Linked DNA regions of Mus musculus: region 2 is linked to region 1. A link is a loop called in an ENCODE intact Hi-C map of the cell type or tissue named here. Cell type or tissue: left cerebral cortex. All regions are shown on one strand. Region 1 has its middle 4.2 kb from the start of Gm22208. Region 2 holds the start of Osr2 (odd-skipped related 2).

Region 1 (4,000 bases):
GGCTCTCTGGAGGCTGATGCTCAGAAATGTGTGCCTTTGGCAAGTGCCCAGGAGCTCTGGTGATAGCAGGGTGGTGTGGTAGCAGTGTTTGGACACCTGGGACTCTGTGAACGGCCCTGGAACATTCCTGCCTGTGGGAATCACACTCAAGGATCTGGTCCAGATGCTTGGTTTCCTCTAGGTCTGGGAATGGCACCTGAGATTCTAAGTCCCCATTGCTGAGGCTGCTGATCCCAGGAACATAAGCCTATCGGAGTCTGTTCTCTAGCATCCCCCATCTCACTGAGAAACAGAAAAAAGCCCACAGGGAAGCAACTGAGCCAGAAGAGAAGAAAATGGGGTGGGTGGAAGCTGCAAGCAAGCTGGGCAAGAACTAGTGCCTCGCACAGCTAGTCCAAGGCCAGCAGGGTAACTCCAGCTTATCATTTTCTGACCAAGTGATGGTCCTGGGGCTACCTTCCTAATGACCATTGTGGCTATACAGTGGGAAGTAGTCACAGATGGCACAGACAGGTCCCTTGATCGGGAAATCTGCTGGACCCCTGACAGCTACAGCTCTGCGTCTGGCAAAACTGACATCAGAATGCACATGCCAGCTGCTAGGGCTTGTTCCAGAGTCCACCTCAAGAAGTCACACACACGCACATACCACACACACACACTCAGGCACACTCACATAGCTCTGCAAAAGATACAACAGAACAACAGAACATTGTCATCTTGACCTGGAGGGCTCTATCTCATATTTTCCTGGCCTACTTTTGGGCATCTTTTCCTGTTGTAATGTCTTGAGAACAGGTAAAACTTGTCCTTGGGGCTTCCTTCTGATCTCCCATAGAAGTTGGATGCTAGGGGCCAGAAAATGAACAGTCTCCAGGACAACCGCAGGCTTATAAGAACGGGGTCAATGAAGATTCCTCTGCTGAAGGAAAGCTAAAGACATAAGGCTAGTTTGTTTGCCTTAGAGAAAAGAAAGCAAAAGGTTAATAAGTGACTTCAATAAAAATAAGAGTGGAAAGGAAGAGAGGGCACTGTCACTGAAGCCTTCTGCTCTGTTCGACTGGCTGGATACTGTGAGCAGGCATTACACTTTATATAAGACAGTTTCCATTATTTCTTTTCTAGACATCTTCAAGATTCAGAGAGCCCATGGGCTAGCAAGATAGTCAGTAAGAGCATCTGTGCAGTGAGCCTGAAAGCCTGAGCTCAACCCCCACATCTCACAGAGAAGTGACTCCTGAAATTGTCTTCTGACATCAACACGTGAGCCACACATGCACGCACAAACACACAGAAACACATATACAAACTCACACATACACAAACACACACAAACACCCATATACAACCACACCCATACACACATAAAAATACACACATATAAACAAACACACACACACTTCATAGAACTAGACTAGGGAGATGGTCCAGTTCATAAGAGCACTTGCTCTGAAGCATAAGGACCTGACTTTAAAGCCCCACAGCCCATGGGCATAGCTGTGCAGACCTATAACCTCAGCACTTGAAAACAGAGGTAGCTGGATCCTGAGAGCTGATTGGTCAGCCAGGCTAACCCAAACAATGAGCTTCTGGTTCAGAGAGAGACCTTATCTCAAGGCAGTATGGTGGAGAGAGGTACAGGAAAGCACACAACATCTTTCTCTGGCCTCTACAATCTGATGCATGGATGCACACACCACAGTTACACACACACACACACACACACACACACACTCCACATAACAAAATTTCGTCAATTAGGATTCTGCCCAAATGGGTATACCCTCTAAAAGATGGAGTACTGATTAATCTAAGACCACATAAATACCCTTAGTAACAAGGATTTTGCACAACAGAATTGTATTTTAATAGGATCTTTCTAACCACAGCCTATGCTCATGGTCTTGGCACCACCTAGTGGCTTACTTGCTCATTACAACTTTTACCGGACCTCTGATCACTTAAAATTTCAATTCAACAAAAATATATTAGATAGAAGTGATGAGTTAAGAGCCAGGAAGGAAGCTATACTGAAACATTAATAAAAGACACGGTCTCACCTTCCTGAGGCTGATGTGTAAGAGTTATACAAGTACATAATGCAAACATGATTACACACTGCGAGGTAACCAGGAAATGAAATTGTCATGGGCTGGAGGAAGATGTACGTAGAAGAATGGCTTTAGTTTTGATTTTGTGTTTTGAAACAGTATCTCACTAAGTAGCTCAGGCCTATCTTGACCTCTTCATCCTCTGGCTTCAACCTCCAACGGGCTGGGGTTGTGGGCATGCACTACCATGGTCTATAAAAGCAACGTATTTTAAGTGAGTGGCAGGTAAGGCCACTAAAGTCAAGCCCATACAGATGAGACGGAGTTGGATGAGGATATTCTGTGAAAACAGAGCAGGTCTTTGCAAAGGCAAATGGATCAAGGTCTCAAGCGCCTATGGAAAGAGCACAAAGTCCAGCTTGTCCGGAACACCGTGAGCAGGCCTAGCAGGCTATGATGAGGCTGGACTGAAGCTAGGAGTGTGTCCTTAAATGAATGCACACATATGGGGAGATGGGGTGGCGTTGGGGTTGTCCCCAAGGACAGAATCCGGTTAACTTTATACTTTTTCAAAATGGATTGGGAGAGGTTGGAAATACTTTGAATTGAGTTTGGACACTCACTTGACCCCAGCTGGATTTCAGGGATTTCAATGACCTGTGTCGGTTTATGGCTGGCTGCCCTGCCCTTTCCCTTAACTGACAGGCACACCCCTAGGGGGTTGCAGTAGAACCTCTTTTTAAGAGTCAGAATAGTGGTTCTAAATTTGGGGCCTTTTAGGCACCACTAAGTCCAGTTAAATTGACATCTCAAGGAGTGGGTAGCATGCTTTACCAGCAAAACTGAGAACATCTGAGCTTGGGACATTCTTACCAGGAGAGGAAAATATCAAAACAAAGTACTTGGGTTGGGGGAGGGGACAGGGGGTTTTCGGAAGGGAAACCAGGAGAGGGGATAACGTTTGAAATGTAAATAAAGAAAATATCTAATAATAATAAAAAAAAGAAATAAAAAGAAAAAAAAAGCCAAAGTACTCTGGGATACTGGAATCACGGAATCACACAAGTACCAGCCAGGCTGGTTTTTGCTTTGATTGGTCCATTGGTTTTGTTTTTTAAAATGAGTTTGTCCCAGGTAGAATTCCCAGTCTGGACCACAATGTCTCATTAAGTTTCCACCTAGATGTCAACAGCTCAGAAGAGCTGATGTCATAGAGGGATACAGTTTCTTGGTGTAGACGAAGCTGGCTAAGCAGACAGGAGTTATGAGACATCTGAGACTCCATTACTCATTCACAGGTCTCTGAAGTCAGAGGGTCCAAAGAGGCAGGCCTCTCGGCCCCAGTGGAGTCACACATCATAAGGACCCAGAGAGCAGCTAGCAGATGCTCATACTTTGGCTCAGGCTTGGGCTCTCAGGTGATTCTCATACAGACAAGCCAGAGATGAAACAACATCCTATAGCATCCTATAGTTCTGGGGAGACCTGCCCAGAACTGTGTAACTAACTTGCTATTCTGACATCTGCAACTAACACAGTGTGTGTGTGTGTGTGTGTGTGTGTGTGTGTGTGTGTGTGTGTGTGTATGTGTTTGGGGGGGGGGAGTTACGCGCGAGAGCGCACAAGCGTAGGCAAGTACACACACATGGATGTGCAAGTGCATGTGTGCATAAGTGTATATGTTTGTGTGTGTAAGTGTGTAATGTGCATGGCTCAGTGTGTGTGTACAAGCATACTCTACTATGTGAGCATAGGTTCTCATTTTAACCAATTAAACCCTCCACTACTTTTTCTTAAAAGATGCCCACTCATTTATATCTTAATGCTTAAATGGATAGCTCGGGAAAGCTAGTGGTAGTTCTCATCTAGATGGTGGAAGTCGGGTGATTTAAATTATTTTGTTGTTAACCACATACAGCAGTACAAGAAATCAAAATACTCTGAAGGCT
Region 2 (4,000 bases), 760 kb before region 1:
GCCAGTCTGCACCGAGATTCCCAGAGCTTGGGCAGCAAGAGGCCCTCGGGCGAGCGGGTGATAGGAAGGCCGGGTTCCAGGACAGGGGGCTCCGACCGGGGAAAGAAAGGCGGGCAGAGAGGGCTCTGGTGCTGCACCAGTCAGTCCCACTGTCACCCGCATCTTCTTAAGTGGGGAAATCATGAGGACTGAGAGGTCAAGGCCCACAGGCCACAGAGTCAACTGCTGTCTCTCGGAGCTTGCCAGCTCCCTGTGGCACCGCAGGTCGTGGTTCCGATCCGGGACCCGAAGGCCTGGTTCGATCCACAGGTGTGGCTTCTTCCCAAGCTGCGCCCCACTCAGGTCGCCTTTCCCGCGCTAACCGGGAGCACTATGTTCTCCCGGGCTTGCAGGGCTCAGCTTCTCCTCACGCTGACCTCGCTGTTTTTTTGTTTGTTTGTTTTTGTTTTGTTTTGTCCCCCCCCCCCCCGCCTTACTCTCATTTATCAGAAGTGACGGGCCCACAGGAAGGAAAAGTGACACTTCGGGGACTGGGTTCAGCTTGGACTCACCCCTTCTTCTCAGGGGTTGCCTCTCCTCCACCCCCCTACCAAAATCCCTTCCAGGTGGTTCAGACTCCAGCATGGTTCCTCCGGGTGAGGATGCGGAACCTGAGTCTGGAACCCTGTTTTCCCAAACCGAGCGCTAGGATCTCAGAAAAAAGGGGGCTGCTTCCTGATCTGGCACCCCCAGGAAGCCTTAAGAGCAGCGGAAAGAAGTGAGCATTCAGGAGGAGGCCAAGGAAAGGAGCTGCAGGAGGTCCTTGCATATTGCGAGGCCTAGGCTACCTACAGCCTGATGCCCACGTCCACAGGGGCAACCCTGGAGCACCTCAACTGCGTTCACAGTGAGCCCACAGTCTCCCACAGCCAACCCCCTTTTATAAACATGTTCTGGCAGCACCGCCTAGGGTGGCCTCCCAGGTGCAGGGTTTAGAGCTGAGAACTTCGCCAGGCAAGGAAGAAAGCCGTCCAAAGGCGTTGCTAACACCGGGACACCTGAGGTTTTGGAGTAGGCAGGGGGGCGCTAGGGCCTGCCCTACTCTCCCTGCCCACCCAATCCTTTCTGCACCGAATTTTCTGCCCCATAGCGTTTATGAAGGGTTGTTTGAGACTCTATCTGCCAGCAGGCTTAGAGGGCTGCGCTATGACACAGCGCTCTCGCAAGGTTGAAACTAGCTGCTTCCGTGGACTCCCTCCTTCCTCCACTGTTTGGAACAGTTTGGAGACAAGAGATTTATTAATGAACTGCTTCTGCCTGGTGGTATGTGGTCTGGGCGTTCAGGCTGGGAGTTAATGAGAAGTGTCTAACAGTCGGAGGGTCTCAGTCAGAGCATTCAACCGAAACTGTAAACTCCCATTAGTAATAACTTTCCCACCACACAAATCACTATTCACTGCTGTTCAGCTGCAACACTGAACCCCTCTCCTATGGTGTGTGTGTGTGTGTGTGTGTGTGTGTGTGTGTGTAGGAAGATTCTACTAACATCACTGTTTACTCTTCAATTAAAAACAATAAATTTCATCTTTATTTCCGTCTCCGTAGGTAATAAGGATTTTCCAGAAAGTCAAACCATTTTCCCCCTAGTGTCGAAAGGCAGCCTCTCTCCTGCATGGAGAGGAAATCAAAATGATTATCTGGATTTATTCTCAGTCTAGATTTCTTAGAAATAAATGCAGGAGGCAATGCATGGTTCTCAGAATAGACGGAGGTGGCAGGATGGCTCTGTTGAACAACTATACAACAGAACAACTATAAAAATTGATGATTTCTGACTCCAAATGCTCCAAGTTAACTTTGCCATAAAGGTCACAATCTTAATTCTGTCTACAGAAATCCGAGTGCCACTCTTCTCTTCCCAATGATTTATACTGCAGAAAGGAGACTTATAATTTCTGTTACTCCCAAATTGCCACTTCATAGAAAGTTTGCTTTCTTTGCAAGGAAGAGTCATCTGGTTTGAGGAAGAGCAAGCCAGTCTGCCCTCTGATATCTCTTTACAAATAGAGTGCCCTTAAACACCTACCAAACATAAATAACCAGAGAGTTCAGATTCCCACGCCCCTGTTTAGTCTCTAGCAATGTAAGTCAAATCATCGCTCAAGTCAACCCATGGAACTAAGGTACTTTCGTTTTGTTGGGGCTGCGGACTTACTCCATCTCAGGCACTAACTATGGGCCCTCTGCTGTCATCTCTCCACTAGCATGTTTCGGACCACTGGTTACCTTTAATTTTGCGAGGAAAGTTAAACCATGAAAAGTCATAAACGGTTCAATGGAGAGAAAGCTACATTTCTTTCATCGGTTTTCAATGGAATTCTCAGGCATGTTAGACGATTTGTAAAATTTAATTTCGCTGGCTGTCAGCAAAGTACATATTAATTTCAGTTTGGTAAAACTTTAAAAACACTGGAGAGCACAGGGGTCCTGATTATTTGATAAAGACTCTCCAATCGTTGGTAATAGTGATGTTACATTGAATAATAATAATAATAATAATAATATCGTTCGGCGTTATCTGCTAGACCCTGTGTATGGGCTTCTGAGTAAAATGACAGATGGATGAATGGTTATGTTCGCTGATTTTCAGTTCAAACACAGCAGAACTGTGTAAAAGCCAGAGAGCTATAGTAGAAAGAGATCTACGATCATGGTGGGGGAGGAGAATTTGGTCAAGTGGGGGGGGGGCACGAAGTTTCTGCCCCTTCCCCGTGCCTCTGCCTTCCCGAAGAGTTAATTAAATTAAGGCGCCCTCCGCATAAACTGGGTTTGTCTCCGCTCCCTCCCTCTCCATTTCATTTTCTTGTTCTGTTCAAGACTGGAATTTGTGGAGCAGAGAAAGTTGCTGTCTGCACCCAGTTTCGCTTCGAAAGCAGTCAGAACTCTTTTGTTCTCTGCTCACAGGTGGGGAGACCGATCCAGCGTTGCTGCCTCCACAAACACCTTGTCCTGCCTCCTTCCTACAACCGCGACTCCATTCCGAGCTATTTCTCGACAACCCAAGCGTCTCAGCTCCTGAGAAGCTTGCCTGTTGGCCTCTGGGCGAAGACCGGAGCAGGAGGAAAAGCAAGAGGCCAGTACACGGTTGGAAAAAATAATCACCCATGACTGGACTATTCCCCTGTGAAATGCGCCTTCGGAGTCGCTGGCTTGATTGCACCGTGTGTCCCGGCCCTTCCGTGCTGAGTGCCGGAGCTGCAGTAGGAGGAAGCGTGGATCCCGCTTTCTAGAGCAGGGGAGCAATATCACGGGGTGATGGGATCTGGCCACAAAGTACGATGATCGGCCTTTATAAATCTTGCCGAATGCGTAAATCTACCAAAACCAAACTAAGGGACAGCGCACAAAAGTACAACTGAGTGTATTAGCTGGGAGTCGCGTGCAGGGACCGGAGGAGGCCAGAACACGAGGCCCGGGACTAGGGTCCGCACGGCTGCCTTTCATTTTCTGAACTTGTAGCGCTCCAGACTGAGAACCTGGGCGCCCCTTGAGCACCCACATCCCTCCCTTCCTTTGGAAGGCTACAGCCTGGCCCTGGAAAGGACACTCACCGCCAGAACCGATGTCTGCCTGGGCAGCGCGGTTCAGACTAGGTCCGGACAGCAGGACGCACAGCTTGGAAAGGTCATGAGGTCCAAACTGGGAGAACTTCTTTTTCGGCGCGTTGTCCCGGGAACCGAGAACATGATCTGGGGGAGCGAAAGCGACAGCGGTAATTGGTCTTCGGCAGTCCGTGGAAGCGGGATGTGTAAAGAGCGAGCGTGTTGGGATGAGTGCTCAGAGCTCGCCCAGATCCCGGTGCCTGGGCCAGTTTCTGACCGCGGACTGCGGGTAAAGTCGGAGCCCGCAGCCCTGCAGGGCCATCACCCTCCGGCTGCGAGCGCGCTGAGCTCCGTCCCAGCCCGCGTCCCGCCCCAGGCTGCCCCTGGCCCGGAGTCCAAGGCTTTAGTAGCGGCCCCGC

What was found. Hi-C counts contacts between places; a loop is a spot of excess contacts. Peaks named below come from ENCODE experiments on the same cell type or tissue, not always from the same donor. Only the 100,000 strongest peaks of a DNase experiment are listed, where the experiment ranks them.
Region 2: it touches region 1 in a loop (3-fold over the local background); 6 of 42 quality-filtered maps call a loop at or near these places.

What each region holds. Positions count from the first base shown.
Region 1 is chr15:34,533,954-34,537,953 of GRCm38, reverse strand. No RefSeq gene overlaps it. Among named protein-coding and RNA genes, the nearest start is that of Gm22208, 4.2 kb to the right of the region's middle. In left cerebral cortex, a CTCF peak has its summit at 1,907 (motif pointing left); DNase peaks (open chromatin) are centred at 243, 1,611 and 1,914.
Region 2 is chr15:35,296,058-35,300,057 of GRCm38, reverse strand. It overlaps Osr2 (odd-skipped related 2), which reads right to left and starts at 3,960. Exons shown (of 4, transcript NM_001368665.1): 1 at 3,591-3,960. In left cerebral cortex, a CTCF peak has its summit at 1,632; DNase peaks (open chromatin) are centred at 2,183, 3,037, 3,206, 3,496 and 2 more places; H3K4me3 peaks cover 704 bases.